Linked DNA regions of Mus musculus: region 1 is linked to region 2. The links are chromatin loops, found by intact Hi-C in ENCODE. Cell type or tissue: heart. All regions are shown on one strand. Links, peaks and the distances in the headings refer to the core of each region. The heading gives the core; the rest is flanking DNA.

Evidence for each region. Peaks named below come from ENCODE experiments on the same cell type or tissue, not always from the same donor. Only the 100,000 strongest peaks of a DNase experiment are listed, where the experiment ranks them.
Region 1: it touches region 2 in a loop (2.6-fold over the local background); 1 of 42 quality-filtered maps calls a loop at or near these places.

Annotation. Positions count from the first base shown.
Region 1 is chr5:135,953,806-135,961,876 of GRCm38, forward strand. It overlaps Ssc4d (scavenger receptor cysteine rich family, 4 domains), which reads right to left. Exons shown (of 11, transcript NM_001160366.1): 11 at 6,418-7,403. The coding sequence ends at 7,087. Among named protein-coding and RNA genes, the nearest start is that of Ssc4d, 17 kb to the right of the region's middle. In heart, for the core only: no CTCF peak of the experiment used is centred there; DNase peaks (open chromatin) are centred at 3,956 and 6,246; H3K4me3 peaks cover 1,190 bases; H3K27ac peaks cover 2,295 bases.
Region 2 is chr5:135,691,813-135,699,883 of GRCm38, forward strand. All of the region lies in intron 1 of Por (P450 (cytochrome) oxidoreductase), which reads left to right. It also overlaps the pseudogene Gm16061. Among named protein-coding and RNA genes, the nearest start is that of Por, 6.7 kb to the left of the region's middle. In heart, for the core only: no CTCF peak of the experiment used is centred there; a DNase peak (open chromatin) is centred at 3,749.

The sequences.
Region 1 (8,071 bases), core at 1,314-6,313, 260 kb after region 2:
AACAAAAAAGTGAATTCTTTAAAAATGTGGGGGATGGGCAGAGCTAAAGAGATGGTTCTAACTTTAAGAGTGATTACTGCTCTTGTAGAGGACCTGGTTTTGAGTCCCAGCACCTGTCGTAGGTAGTTCACAAGCATCTGTAACTCCAGTTCCATTTCCAGAGGATACAACACGTCTTCTGACCCCCAAGGGCTCCTGCATGCACACAGTACACATATATATACTTAGGCACACACATATAAATAAAATTACATAATATATATATTTGGTTGGTTGGTTTTTTGAGACAGGTTTTCTCTGTGTAGCCCTGGCTGTCCTGAAACTCACTCTGTAGACCAGGCTGGCCTCGAACTCAGAAATCTACCTGCCTCTGCCTCCCAAGTTCTGGGATTAAAGGCATGCACCACCACGCCCAGAAAAAAGAAAAAAAAAAAAATATATATATATTAAAGCTACCAAAAAAAAAAAAAAGACAAAGACGGTGAAGAGTTTTGGCTTTGTTTTTTGGGTTTTTTTCAAGACAGGGTCTCAAGGTGTAGCTAGTCCTCAGGAGATGGCAGAAGGGGGATCAGGAAATTGTGGTCATCTTGCATTACAATGCAAAATTATGAACAAAATTAAGGGGGGGAATGAGCAAGGCAGTTTGATTGGGCAGACAGCTCCATGGATGCTCAATTTCTGAAATTTCTAACAACGGGGGCTGGCACGGTGGCCCAGCAGGTGAAGGTACCTGGTGCCAATCTGGAGGATATCAGTTGGATTCCCTAGCATTCGCATGGTGGGAGAGTGTTGACTCCCACAAATTTTCCTCTCAGATGGCTCTACTCGTGTGTGGTGGCCCAGGCATGCTTGCATCCATACATGAACATTATACACACATACACAGAACAATAAGAAATAGAAAATAGTAATTAAGCCGGGCGTGGTGGCGCACGCCTTTAATCCCAGCACTCAGGAGGCAGAGGCAGGCGGATTTCTGAGTTCGAGGCCAGCCTGGTCTACAAAGTGAGCTCCAGGACAGCCAGGGCTATACAGAGAAACCCTGTCTCGAAAAAACCAAAAAAAAAAAAAAAAAAAAAAAAAAAAGTAATTAATCTTGTTTTCTCTTGGTAACAGAAAGTTACCTAGCAGACATGAGGAATTCATCTTCCTAGGGCTTTATTTTGTTTATTTGAGACAGGGTCTTATGAAGCCCAGGTTAGCCTTGAACTTGCTCTATAGGAGAATCCTCCTGAGTCTACCTGCTACATGCTCTGATTACAGGTGTCTGCTACCACACACAGTTTATGCAGGGCTAGGAATCAAACTCAGGGCCTCATGCATGCTAGGCAAGCACTTTACCAACTGGGCTACATCCCAGGCCAGGTTTTCTGGTCCTCCCTCCCCCCACTCCCCCAGAAAGGGCTTCACTATGTAGCTGTGGCTTGGAACTCAATAGTGATCCACTTGCCTCTGCCTCCAAAGTACTGGTATTTCCCATTTGATTTTAGTGTATGCATGGATGCGAGTGTGAGTGCGTGCAAACGTGTGCATGAAGAACTTAGAGGATAACTTTCTAAAAAGGCCAGTTCTTGCCTACTTTTAGGTAATTTGGAGAATTGAAGTCAGGTTGTCAGGCTGTTTCAAGCAATTACTTTTACCTGTGAGCTTCATCACTGGCCCAAGGCACTGTTTTTGTTTTGTTTTGTTTTGTTTTTGAGACAGGGTTTCTCTGTGTAGCCCTGGCTGTCCTGGAGCTCACACTGTAGAACAGGCTGGCCTCGAACTAAGAAATTCACCTGCCTCTGCCTCTTGAATGCTGGGAGTAAAGGCGTGCACCACCAAGCCTGGACCTGGTTTTTTTAAGGTAGAGGCAACTTTGACTTTCCAAGTGAATGGCCACGTGGATGGAATAAGCTATCTATCCCATGAAAAGGGTTCCCTGAGCTGACTGCTGCTAACCTCGCAGGGACCCAGACTTGTCTAACTCATGCAGGGATCTTGAGACAGAAAATTGACTATGGTGGCAGACAGCAGGTGCCTCGTTGACTACAGCTTCTTCATCAGGCCTTCCTATCCAGCGAAAAGGAAGCCAATGACAGTGCAAAAGACTCAAGTCCCTATTGCTCTGTAGCTCACAGTGGGGCAGGTCAATCCTGGCTCTCTGCATGTTTCTCCATCTGCCCAGATTGAGTTATGTCAAACTTGCTCTGGTCTGGCAGGGCCAATCTTTTTTTTTTTTTTTTGTTTCTTTTTTTTTTTTTTTCTCGAGACAGGGTTTCTCTGTATAGCTCTGGCTGTCCTGGAACTCACTCTGTAGACCAGGCTGGCCTCGAATTCAGAAATCTGCCTGCCTCTGCCTACCAAGTGCTGGGATTAAAGGCATGTGCCACCATGCCTGGCTGGCAGGGCCAATCTTAAGACGACAGACACTCGGTCAGGGTGATGCTACACATAGAATTTGCTGTGGTACAGCAGGCTGTGTTAAAATCCTCAGTCTAACCCACCTGAGGTAGCTCACATCTATAAAACCAGCCACTGGGAAGATGATGGGGGTGGAAACTGCTTGAGGTCAGCCTGGACTGAAGTGTGAGATCCTGTCTCTGAGGCAAGGGAGTTCAGAAGTCTGCGTTCATTTCTGGCTACACAACACATTTCAGGGCAGCATAGGCTACATTGTCTTGTTTCAAAACAAAACCACAACCACAACACCCCTCAGTTTATTGTTCATGTTTGCCAGAGGTGGGGAACCTTTTCCAATTCTTTAATTGGTTTGTTTTTGAGACCATGTCTTATGTAGCATAGGCTGGCCTTGGATTAGCTGTATAATTGAGGGTGACCATCTGTCTCCACCCCTGGGACTTTAGGCATGTGACAGCCACCACACTGAGGTTTGTTTTCTTCCCTTTTTAGAAATCTATTTTCTTTTTGTAGTTGCTGATTTAAAAAAAAAAAAAGACATTTTAATTGTGTGTGTGTGTGGCCACATGGCCTCACCTTTACCTGTGGAACCCTTTCGCTGACCCAAACTGAGTTGGGGACTGAACCTTGGACTTTCTGAATGCTTGGACAGAGCTCTACCAGCTGAGTTACACACCAGCCTCCTTAATCTTGATTTATTTTAGATGTTTTTTACCCCATAGTGCCACCACACCCTATTCCAATTCTGGTTTTATTGTGAACCGGTTTTACAATTTCAACAGTCCTTTGTGGGTTAAATGTCCTCTGTGAAAGCGTCGCATGCCTTTCATCTCAGCAAGCAGGTCTTTGAGTTTGAGGCCTGCCTGGTCTACAGACTGAGTTCCATCCAGGGCAGCCAGCGTCATACAGAAAAACTGTTTCGAAAAAAACAAAACCAACCAAATGGTCTTTTATGAAAATATCAGTAGCTTTAGGATATAGCTCAGTTGGTCGAGCGTTTGCCTAGCGTAAGTGAAGTCCTGGGTTCCTCAGAATTGCATAAATGAGCAGGGGTGGCACGCACCTGTAACCCCAGTTGGGTGGGCAGAGGAAGAAATAAAATTAAAAAAACTCAAAGTCACCTTTGGCAAGCCACCCTGAACTGCATGAGACCTTGACTAAAGCATTTTTAAAAGGGGTGAGGGGGTGGGGTGGTGAGGAGAGAAGCAGCCTTGTGGCGCAGAGGTTGTTGTTGGTAAATACTCTTTGTAATCCGCAAAGGTCCGCGGGGACTGAAAATGTCGCCTAAACTACAGTGTCTTGGGAATGGTTGACCTTCCTTCCCTTGTATGGGCTGTACCGGGGACTCAATTCCTTTGTCAGACCAAACCTAGAACTCTGCACAAAAAAAAAAAAAAGACCCGCCCCGAGGCATGGAAAGGTCTCGAAGAGCGTGGCCCCGCCCCTGCCCCACCTAACCAGCAACCTTCCGTTTGCTGCGACTGGCTGAACCAGTTTCAAAGCTACCCAATCAAAATCCTTCAGTAAGATAGAGGCGTGGCTTCAGTTCCGACCCAGGGCGGGCTCTCCTCTGAGCTCCTGCGGTGACTCAGCAGGAAGGCGTGAGTTATTGGGGCCCGGAAGGGCAGGGCTACGTCACGTCCTACCCTGTCCGCCCCGGCCGTCGAGGCTTACGGGGCTCCAGTGGGAATCCCAACACCTGGACTCTGTTGGTTTTGTTTTGTTTTGATGACCCAGAAAAACCCTGGACCTTTCACTGATCTTTTGTTTCCTCCGTTTGCACAGTGGTTAAGAACACTTCCCGGAGCAGTGCCTGAGTGGGAAGACCCTGGAAGTTTGGAGTTTGACCTTACAGGAAGTCAATCCCAGTTGCCTCGTTTTTTTTTTTTTTTTTTTTTTCCCCTCTTCTCTTTTTGCTAATCCATCAATCCTCAAGGTTTGGCTCCCATTCGAGTTGTCAGGCAGGTGTGACAACAAATACACAAGGGAGGCTAGCCTGCTGCACTTCGAAAAACTCACCAGAACTTAAAGTCATCCTCAGGAACGTAGAGACCAGGACATAGGGTCCGGACGATGGTATAGATGATGAGGGGCCAAGCTGGCGTGATGGCTCAGCAGGTATCAAGAATCTGGTACCCGCATGGAAGGAAAGAATTCCTGTGACATGTACCACACATGTACTCAAACATGCATGCATTAGCCTTTTTTTTTTTTAAAGTAAGAGGGGCCTAGAGAGCTGGCCCAGCAGTTAGGGCACTTGCTCTTGCAGAGCCCCTGAGCTCAGTTCCCAGCACCCACGTGGTGTGGTTTACAACCATCATAACTCCACTACCAGGGGCTCCAACGCTTTGTGACTGTGGTGAACACAGGGTATACACGTGGGCAACATTCAGCCATGTATGAAAACATTTATACACAGATGCAGAGGTGTTTCAGTGGGTAAGAGCAATCATTGTACAAAGTTGGGGACCCAAGTGGGGATTCCAGCACCCAGGAGTAAAACCTGAGTGGCCAGGAATGCCTATAACTCTGGTACTACGGAGGGCAGAGACTGGATGACTTCCGGAGCTTGCTATCCTTTAGCCTAACTCAGCATTTGAGGAGAAAGCCTGCACCCAGGGGATCTGCGTGTGATAGAACTGGACGCCCTGTATCATCATCATCACCATCACTACACACAGGCACACTCAGTAATAAATCTTTGCGGGGTGGGGGTGGGGGGTAGGGAACCAGAATTGGAGTTTGTAGCTGTGGCTCAGTGGTCGAGTACTTGCCTTCCATGATTTAGGTCCTAGGTGGGTTTTGTTTTTTTGTTTTTAAATATTTATTTATTTATTATATGTAAGCACACTGTAGCTGTCTTCAGACACTCCAGAAGAGGGCATCAGATTGTTGTTATGGATGGTTGTGAGCCACCATGTGGTTGCTGGGATTTAAACTTAGGACCTTTGGAAGAGCAGTCTGTGCTCTTAACCACTGAGCCATCTCACCAGCCTAGGTTTAATCCCCAGTCCTACCACAGCAAAACAAAGCAATCAAACCAACCCAAGCAAGCAGGAATGGAGTCTAAAGGAAGCATCAGAGAACAGCAAAGGCATAAAGAGGGCAGCAATGAATGAGAACAAAATATAACAACTCACACATGAAAATGGATGCCAGCTCTCAGGAGGCAGAGGCAGGCAGACCTCTGAATTTAAGATTAGCATGGTCTATAGACTGGGTTACAGGAAAGCCGGGGCTATACAGCAAACAAACAAACAAAACCAACCTGTCTTGAAAAACTAAAACAAAAAGCAAACAAAACTAATATAGAAATTCATAGGCAGAGAAAGTGGAGAGGGTAGTGTGGCCTTTCTAGAAGTTCAGGCTGCTTTAAACTCCTAATCCACCTGCTTAAGCATGTACGTGCTGAATTACAGATCTTTGCCACCACTAATTCAGGCAGGGTCTCCCAGCAACCCCTACCCCCAGGTATCTAGTAGTCTAAGCTGGCCTTGAATGGTTATGTAGTTGAGGATAGCTTTGAACTCCTGATCTTCATTCCTGTGATCCCTTTAAAGAGGGAATATCACAGGTTGACCAGAGGAGGGTTGTTTTGTTTTGTTTTTTTCCGTTTTTCTGCCATTTTATTTTCTGGGCCTATTCAGTCAGCTTCTCTCACTCTGCAGCTCTGGCTGGCCTGGAACCCCACCCCACCCGCAGAACGCCCTTCTTCGGCACCCCGAGCACCGGCATTACAAACATGCACCATCGTGCCCTACTGCCTCTCCTTTCCTGGATCTAGATTTGTGTGTGTGTGTAGCCCAATGGAGGATGACCAGACACTCCACTGAGGAGCCTGAGGCTTGCCATGGTGAGTCAGCATTTCCCGGCCGTGATGGGCTCTGGAGAACTGGATGATGCTGCTCTTGGACCACAGCCTTTCATCGCCATGCCAGTTTTCTCCAGAAAGTCCTTCCTGGAGTTTTTCCAGTAGCCATGGTACAGGTTCTCAAACAATGACCTCAGTTAAAAGACTGGGGGAGATAATGCTTTATTGACTTGGCACCTAAGGACAGTGGCTATGGGCCTCCAGGGTTCTTTGTTACTGCAAAATGGAGGCTCTGTGCTGGGGGGGGGGGGGCAGTGGAAATCAGAGAAGCTGCAGGAAGGGCTCCTCTGGTCCCTGTTTTGGCCCCTGCAGCCCCCTTGTTCAGCGGAGCACCATCTGAGTCCAGGTCCTCACCCAGCAGGGAAGGTGATGGCCTGGTTCTTCTGCAGTCCCCTGCCAGTCTATAGAAAAGAGCACCCCAACCCCTTTGTCTCCCCACTTTTAGCAGGAGACCAAGAGAGGTCACGGTAAGGGTTTGAAGGCATTTACAGACAGCCCAAGCCTCATGGATGTGGGTGCAGAAGGGAAGGATTGGGGGTACTATATGAGTTCCCCCAAAGAGAAGTGGGTTATTCTCTCACATTTTCTGATTTGGCTGAGCAAAACATTGCTATGTTCACTGTATTGGGCCTTCCGCAGGTGATAACAGTCTCGGGACACACAGTAAGAGGACTCGGGCAGGTACTGCATCTCTCCCATGCACGGGGAGAAAGGGGTACCAGGAACCCGAGCTATCATAGGAAGGCATCCTGGGAAAGGACAGGCAGTTCCTCATAGGCTCCTTTGATATGGTATGGAGTACAGAGCCATCTGGGTCACAATGGCTGGCACAAGACACTGGCATCCTCGCTGTGGTCACAGTTGTGGACATCCCAGCGGATATGAGAGCACAGTAGCAAGGTGCTCTCATCTCCTCGGCATTTGACATTGTCCAAGAGGATTGGGCCTCGGCCTGGGCCAAAGTGGGCCTCTCCCGGGGCTGCGAGAGCCTGGCCACATCCCAGCTGACGGCACAGGACAATGGCTGCCCGTAGGTCCCAGGCATCATCACAAACAGTGCCCCACCGTTGTCCTAGGAAGAGTTCTACGCGCCCCTCACATCGGTGTGTTCCACTAGCCAGACGGAGGTGCCCTGTGTTGGAGATAAGGCCTGGGTCAGAAGAGCCCATGGGATCATGGGACCCAAGAGATGGCTCTACAGTTGAGGGCACTTGCCACCACAGGTTGTCCTCTGACCTTCACATTCCTTCATACTGTTTTGCCTTCACATGTGTGAACATATCATGCATATACACGGGTACACAGACACCAATAAATAATGCTGGACAAGTTGGCACACACCTCTGATCCCAACACTAAGAAGGCAGAGGCAAGCAGATCTCTGTGAGTTCAAGCCTAGCCTGTTCGACACAGCAATGGTCAGCCAGAGCTATGTAGTGAGACCCTCAACAGACAGTCTCAGCCCCTTAGCCACAGGCTGTTTGCAAACTATGACCATGTCTTATCCTGACCCTCAAAGTTTACTGTCCCCACTTCCACACCTACATTCCCTGGGCTAATTTGTTGTTTGTTTTTCCATGAGCCCTTGTATGTTGTTCAGGCAGGCCTTGAAGTTACTGTCCTTCTGACCCAAGTCTCCAGAATGCTGGAATGAAAGCCATAGGCCACCATGCCTAATTCTGCATTCTCTCATTTCTTCAGTTTGTTTGATCCCAAGTGGAGAAATCTCTAGGTTGCTGTAGTGTTTTATCACTCCAGGTCCATCTTATCCCTAAAGTTCCAACCTCATTTTCAGTGGCA
Region 2 (8,071 bases), core at 1,158-6,157:
CCTTCACACACACACCTATGTGGCTCTGTTTTTTCTTTTCCGGTTTACCATGTGCTCGACACTTTACCAACCCACTCAAGAACTCCTCTCGATTTCTGAGTTCAAGGCCAGCCTGGTCTACAAAGTGAGTTCCAGGACTGCCAGGGCTATACAGAGAAACCCTGTCTAAAAAAAAAAAAAGAAGAAGAAGAAGAAAACCAAAAGGGTACAATATCACAAAGCACAACAGAGTACACACCATCTTGTATGTCTTACTACATATTGTATAATGTTTGTTTCTTTGTAAAAGAAATAGATAATTTGTATCTTAGAGACAGAAAATACCTTTTCATTGAGTTTTTTGTTTGTTTGTTTACTTATGTGTTTGCTTGTTTTGTTTTTAACCCCTTGTTGTTTGTTCTGTGACAAGGTCTTGCTGTGACAAGGTCTTGCTAAGTAGCCCCGACTGACTCCAAACTTGTAGCAATCCTCCTGCCTCAGCCTCCCATGTGTTGGGTTTACAGGGTACACTGCTGTTGTTTGTCACCTGACAGAAATGCTGGAGTAGAAGCACTGGGTTAAAGGCAGCTTATCTGCTAAGGCAAACCATAGGTACAGGCTGGGCTCTGATTTCTTCATCAGTAAGGCTGGAGGAAGAAACCCTGTTCCATCCATCTCCCAGATTACCTCGGGTGCTTGCTATGCAGCTCAAAGTGACCATGAACTCAGCTCACTATGTAGCTGCAGATGGCCTTGAACTCCTTGTCCTTCTGCCTCCATCTTCCATAGGTTAGGGCTTCTTCCTTCCTTCCTCCCTCCCTCCCTCCCTCTCCCCTCTTCCTCCTCCTCCTCTTCCTCCTCTTCTTCCTCTCTCTCTCTTTCTCTCTCTCTCTCTCTCTCTCTCTCTTCTCCCCTCCCCTCTCCTCTTCTTTATTTTAACCAAGGTCTTGCCTCTAAGTAGCAGCCCTCCTGCCCCAGTCATCTTAAGAATGATGGAACAACAATATCAACCAACCGGGTCTGGTGAGATGGCTCAGTGGGTTAGAGCACCCGACTGCTCTTCCGAAGGTCCAGAGTTCAAATCCCAGCAACCACATGGTGGCTCACAACCATCCGTAACAAGATCTGACCCCCTCTTCTGGAGAGTCTGAAGACAGCTACAATGTATTTACATATAATAAATAAATAAATAAATCTTTAAAAAAAAAAAAAAAAAAAAAACAATATCAACCAACCAAGCTCCCAGGGACTAAGCCACCAACTAAAGAGTACACATGGCTCCAGCTGCATATGTAGCAGAGGATGGCCTTGTCATGTATCAGTGGGAGGAGAGGTCCTTGGTCCTGTGAAGGCTTGATAGATGCCCCAATGTAGGGGAATGGAGGGCTGGGAGGCGACAATGGGTGGGTGGGTGGGTGGAGGAATACCCTAGTAGAAGCAGGGGGAGGGGAGATGGGATAGGGGGTTTCTCTGAGTGGGGGAACTGGGTAAGGGGATAACATTTGAAATGTAAATAAATTAAAAAAAAAAAAAGAGTGATGGGCTTCCAGATGTTCACCGCCATGCCCAGGTAGAAGGTTGCTGTTGATTCTTGCTGTTCTTGGCAGGCTTAGGTCCCTGTGGAATGACACTTCAGAGGCCCTCAGGGTGGGTGGGTCTGTGTGGGTTTGGGTTCAGCCCCTTGAGAACCTGGCTGGGGAGGGAAGCAAACAGAAAACTAAATATATATGGAGGAGTAAGCCAAGTTTCTCCTGAGGTGATAGGTGTGAGGTGCTGTGTGGTGCTGAGTATTCATTTGGTAACCACCTGGAAGGGAACATGAGCAATGGAGCATGCAAGAGGCGCTGTCTTGGGAGGCAGGGAACTGTGCCAGGCTCTTGGTAGCTGGTGCCCTTTGAATCTTGATGAGTCAGTAGGGATCCTAAGCCCATCAAAGAATCCTGGTGCACACCACCTCCGGGATACCTAAGATATGGGTGGCGGGAGGCCGGGGTTGCATGGTGGGCCCTACCTGAACAGGTTTTATGAATGTGTGTGTGTGTACACAGGGATAGTCTAGCTTTTTTTTTTAATGCTAAGTTTTGGAAATTGACACACTTTATCAACCAGGTTATCTCCTTACCTCCTGTTTCTTTGATTAAATTTTTAAAAATTACACTTATTTATGGGGTGGGCGCCTACACCATGGTACATATGTGGAAGTCAGAGGACAACTTGGAGAATCAGTCTCCTGCCACCATGTGGGACCCAGGGATCACATTTAGGCCGTCAATTATGGTGGCAAATGCCTTTACCCATTGGGCCTTCTCACTTCCTTCTTAGATGTTTTTGTTACAGAGTCTTCTGTGCTGTAATCAAGGATGGCTTTGAACTCAACACTCCTCTGACTTTAGCCTATCAAGTGCTAGGAGGCCTGAGGAAGGCATTAGTTCTAGAGCTAGTATTCAGGTGGTCGTGAGCTTCCTGGCATGGGTTCTAGGAACCAAGCTTGGGCCTCTAGAAGAACAGCAAGTTCCCTTCATGGTTGAGCCTTCTCTGCAGCCCCCATCATCCCACCTTTTTAGGTTTAAGTTTCATGCATTCTGAACATGAAAACACAAAAATTATGCATACTACTAGATAACCCGGTGTTTTATTTTTCTGATTGACTATTGTCATACATTATTGACAGCAATCTCCTTTATTCACTAAGCCATCTTGCTTGCCCACTTATTTCAATTTTTAAAAAAAAATTTTTATTTATTTTATGTATATGAGTACACTGTCACTGTTACAAGGTGGTTGCTGGGAATTGAACTCAGAATCTCTGGAAGAGCAATCAGTGCTCTTAACCACAGAGCCATCTCTCCAGCCCACTTACTTTGGTTTTAAGATATGTCTTAGGTGGAGGTCAGTCTTTCAGTTGGCATTCTGGGGGCTGAGACCTTCCAATCTATGTATGATATAGATAAGAGAATTCCCTGTGCTTTTCAGAAGCTAAGCAGTTTCTGACTGGGGATGTAGCTCGGTTGGTAGACTGCTTACCTACCACACAGGAAGCCCTGGGTTCCATCCCCAGTACTGCATAAAGTAGGCAGAGTGGTACCTGTGTATACTTCAAGATTCAGGAGGTGGAGGTAGGCAGATCAGGATTTCAAGACTATCCTGGGAAACAGTGTGTTGGAAGCTACCCTGGGCTAGGTAAGAGCCTGTCTCGTAAAAGGAGGGAGGGAGGGAGGAAAGGAAGGAAGAAGGGAAGGAAGGAAGGAAGGAAAAAGAAGAAAGGAAGGCTTTTAAAGTATAAAGGATAATTAGACATTACTCCAGACTCTGGTGCCTTAGCAATGATCTGTTCCGTGAGTGGACAGGTGATAGCCTGCGGTAGAGCAATAATCTGGAAGATTGGCTCTTGTTTGCCTGATTGTATAACAGGAAGAATAATAGACAAGGTGTGCCTTCCAAGGTGGAACCTACGTCATTTTCTTGTGAGTGAAAGTTACAGGTGGTATTGAGTCATTTGACTTTATGTACCCTGGTCACCAGTGTCTGTAGCCCTCACCTGCCTAACCCCTTCTCAGAGTTCACTCTCCACATCATCCCTCCCCGGGACAGGTCATGTTCATAACAACAGGAACTTGTGTGGCTTTGATCTTCACAGTGTGTATTGTGTACTGGGTCTGTATAAAGGTTCACTGGACCGGGTAGATACATAAAAACTCTTGGTAACCTTCCCGGCACACAGATGCAATGGTTGAGGGTCACCCAGGGTCGGTTTTCAACACAGCAAACAGACGAAGGCCCCGGGATACACAGATTACATTAGCCAATTGGGTCAGGCTCCTCTGGGGTGGCGCTGAGGGAAGTACTCATTCCAAGCATCTCAGGTTTCTGGCCTGGGTTTGTGGTCTGGTGAAGCAGGTAGTGTGTTGGCTTTGTTTAAGGGTTCAATGACTGTTTATAAAACCACGAACTCACTTAGGTCAGTGGGGGGTCCCTTATATAATGTGATCTGAAGCCTGGGCATGTGGCTAAATAGAAGACAGTGCCTGTTATGGGCTTGCTCACTGGCATTTCACCTCCCTCCCTCCCTCCCTCCCTCCCTCCCTTCTTTCCTTCTTTTCTTCCTCCCTTCCTTTCTTCATTCAGAGAGAGAGTATGTGTGTTTTCATCTGCCATGACGTGTGTGGACGTCAAAGGACAACTTTGTGAAGTTGGTTCTCCATTATGTAGGTCCTGGGGATTGAACTCAGGTCTTCAGTCTTGGCAGCAAGAATCTTTTCTCACTGGTCTATAAAAAATATTTTTGGAGACTGGGACCTCAGTACTGTAGCACTTGCCTACTGTGTGGAAGGGCCTGGGGTTCCATCCCCAGTACCATAAAGACAAATAAACCTATACAATATGATCTGAAGATCATATAGTACTTCAGCAGCCACACCCTGTCACCAACATGAAGTGAGTGACCCTGCCATTTTTCTGTTGCTGGTCCTCAGAGCTCTCGAGGAAAAATGCTACCTTCCCTTTTCCCTTTTATTCTGGGTCTGCAGCTGCTATTAAATCTTTGTCTGGTTTTGGTCTTCAAAGTTGATTCTATAATTGCATGGTCTGACAGCAGCTGTTGTGCCAGTCCCCAAGTGGGCCTTAAACATTTTTTAAAGTATTTTTATTTGTTATTAGTGTGTGTGTGTATGTGTTTATATGGTGTATGTGTGTGTGTGAGTGTGAGCCATAGCCCCGGTATGGAGGTGAGAGGACAGCTTGGTGGAGTCAGGTCTCTCCTGCTACCCCCTCCATTTATCCCAGGGATTGAGCTCACATTGTTGGGCTTGCACAAGCAAGTGCCACCTCTCTCTGAGCTGCCCAGATGCCCACTTTTCTTTCTCTGAGTCAGGATTTTGCCTAGTTCTAGGCTGGCCAGGGATTCCTAATTCTCTGCTTCTCCCCACCCACTTCCCAAGATCTGTCCATGGTACTATTGCTAGATTGACAACCCCCCCCCCCAATCATAGATTTAAATATCTCTTTTTATTTTTATGTGTATCAGTGTTTTACCTGCATGCATGTATGTGCACCACAATGTGTGCCTGGTTCTGGTGGAGCCAGAAGAGGGTATCAGATCCCTTGGAACAGGAGTTACAGATAACCTAGCATATTGGTGCTGAGAACTAAACCCTGCCCTCTGCAGGAGCAGCGCATGCTCTTAGCCACTGAGCCAAATCTTTAGCCCCTGCTGGACTGATCTTGAAGACTTGGTTTTTTTTTCTAATTTTTTTTAAAAAAATATTTATTTATTTATTTATTTTATATGTATGAATATACTATCTTCATGTTTACCAGAGGACGGCATCAGAAGCCATTACGGATGGTTGTGAGCCACAATGTGGTTGCTGGGAATTGAACTCAGGACCTTCGGAAGGACAGTCAGTGCTCTTAACCGCTGAGCCATCTCTCCAGCCCCCCCCCCCTTTTTTTTTTTTTTTTTGCTATTTATTTATTGAGATAGGGTCAGGCTCAGGCTAGTCTTAAACTTGCTCTGTAGCCAAGGCTGTCCTTGAACTGATCCTCCTGGCTCTGCCTATCCAGCGCTGGGCTTACAGGTGTGCATCACCAGGCCTCATTTGAACTCTGCCTTTTTCCTACTCCTTGACTGCTTTGCTTAAAAAGTTTTGTGTAGCCAGAGACAGAAGCAGGTGCTCTCTGTGAGTTCTGCCAGCCTGGTCTACAAATCAAGTTCCAGGACAGCCTGGGCTGTTACACAGAGAAACCCTGTGTCCATAACAAAAAAACAAAAAAGAAATTTTGTGTTTGTGTTTGCTGGGAGCTATTTGGTTGGCTATGAAAGCAGGGATTCATGTGTGGTGGTGCCTTCTCTACTTTTGAGCAACAACCCCCCCCTCCCCTGCGCCACCCCCTTGCTCAAGAGTTTGGAACTACCCTCCGTATCTCTTGAGTAAATATTTTTCTTCTTTGTTTATGTTCTACAAAGTAGCCAGCAACAAAAGTAGCCTAGCCAGGCATGCAGCTCATATCTGTAATCCTAGTCCTTGGCTGAAGTAGGAGGACTCAAGTCTGAGGCTATCCTGGGCTACATAGCGTGCCAGTGTCTCAGAAAATGAAATGAAGTACCTTCTACCACTGTGGCAGTGTAGTTGGAATGGAAGGTGAGTCGAGTTATTTCTGTGAGGAGAAGCCAGTGCTTGGAAGAGTGCCAGTGATAAGCACTCCACTGGTATAACTACGCGAATAGATGAGAGTGAATGAACCTTGCATTGCATCATCCTCCCAAGAGTATTGCCCATCTTCGTCCTGTGTCTCAGTGAGCCCAGATGTCCAGTTAAGTCAATTTTTTTTTTAAGGAGACTTAATTCTTTTATTTTTCTTGTACAAAATCCTTATGTAGTAGCCACAGCTGGAGCCTGGGTCCTCTGAACAGAGACTCTCGTGTGGGTTTTCACAAGATGATCCGTGAATTCCTGATAAGGAGACTTGGTGAAGACAGTCTCTTTCCAGAGGTCGGGGGTCAGGTAGCTGTAAGTCTTGGGAGATGGCATCAAAGGTGGCCTTAGCAAAGTTGCCCAGGGTGGCAGTGCAGCCTCTGGCTGAAGTGTAGCAGTCATCTATACTGGCCACCATCAGGAGTTTCTTGGGCACAGGAGCAGAGACAATGCCAGTGCCTCTGGGGGCAGGGATGAAATGTACCAGCACAGAGCCACAGCGGCCTGTCACCTTTCATGGAACAGTGTGGGGCTTGCCAATCTTGTTTCCCCAGTAGCCTCTCTGCACAGGGATGATGGAAAGCTTGGCCAAGATGATGGCAACCTCCTTGGAGCACTTAACACCAAGACCAACGTGACCATTGTAGTCCCCAATAGCAACGAAAGCCTTGAACCTGGTCCGCTGGCCAGCCTAGAGTCTGCTTCTGCACTGGCATGATTTTCAGAACCTCATCCTTTAGGGACGCACCCAGGAAGAAGTCGATGATCTCAGACTCCTTAATGGGCAGGGAGAACAGGTAGATCTCCTCCAAGGACTTGATCTTCATGTCCTTAGCCAGGCGGCCCAGCTTGGTGACGAGGATCCACTCCTTGTCTTCAGCTTTACTTCCACGAGCCCCGCGGCCTCAACCATGGCCATGGCTTTGGCCGAATCCTCCGCGCGGAAGCTGGAAGCTGCCGCCGCCGCCGCGGCCTCCTAATCCTGGGTCCCCGGGTCCTCCGGGCCCTCCCGCTGCACCGACGTCATCCGCCACTTGGTGTTTTCCCGAAGAAGAAGCGTTAAGTCAGTTTTTATGAAGATTGTCATTCTGAGGTACATTAGCTATGGATTTTTATTTTTATTTTTTGGTTTTTGTTTTTCAAGACAGGGTTTCTCTGTATAGCCCTGGCTGTCCTGGAACTTGTTCTGTAGACCAGACAGGCTTCAAACTTAGGGATTTGCCTGGCTCTGCCTCTGCCTCCCAAGTGCTGGGATAAAGTCATGCACTACCACTGCCCAGTTATTTTTACTTTTTTTTTGGTTTTTCGAGACAGGGTTTCTCTGTATAGCCCTGGCTGTCCTGGAACTCACTCTGTAGACCAGGCTGGCCTCCAACTCAGAAATCCACCTGCCTCTGCCTCCCAAGTGCTGGGATCAAAGGTGTGCGCCACCACCGCCCGGCCTATTTTTACTTTTTTGTATTAAGAATTTTGTGTGTGTGTGTGTGTGTGTGTGTGTGTGTGTGTGTGTGTGGTATGTCTGTGTATATGTGTGGGTGTTTGGTGTGTGTGTGGTGTGGTATGTCTGTGTGTGTGGTGTGGTATGTCTGTGTGTGTGTTTGGTGTGTGTGGTGTGGTGTGTGTGTTTGAGTGTGTGTGTGTGTGTGTGTGTGTGTGTGTGTGTGTGAAGGCATCAGATCCCCTGCAGCTGGAGTTATAGGTGCTGGGGCAAGTGGTGGTACCAGATGGGAATCAAGAGAAGTGGCTGGGCTGGAGGGATGGCTCAGTGGTTAAGAGTGTTGGCTGCTCTTGTGTGATGTGACCCAGGTTCAACTCCCAGCACCTACATGGCAGCTCACATTTGCCTGTAACTCCAGTTCCAGAGGATCTGACACCCTCACATAGACATACATGAAGGC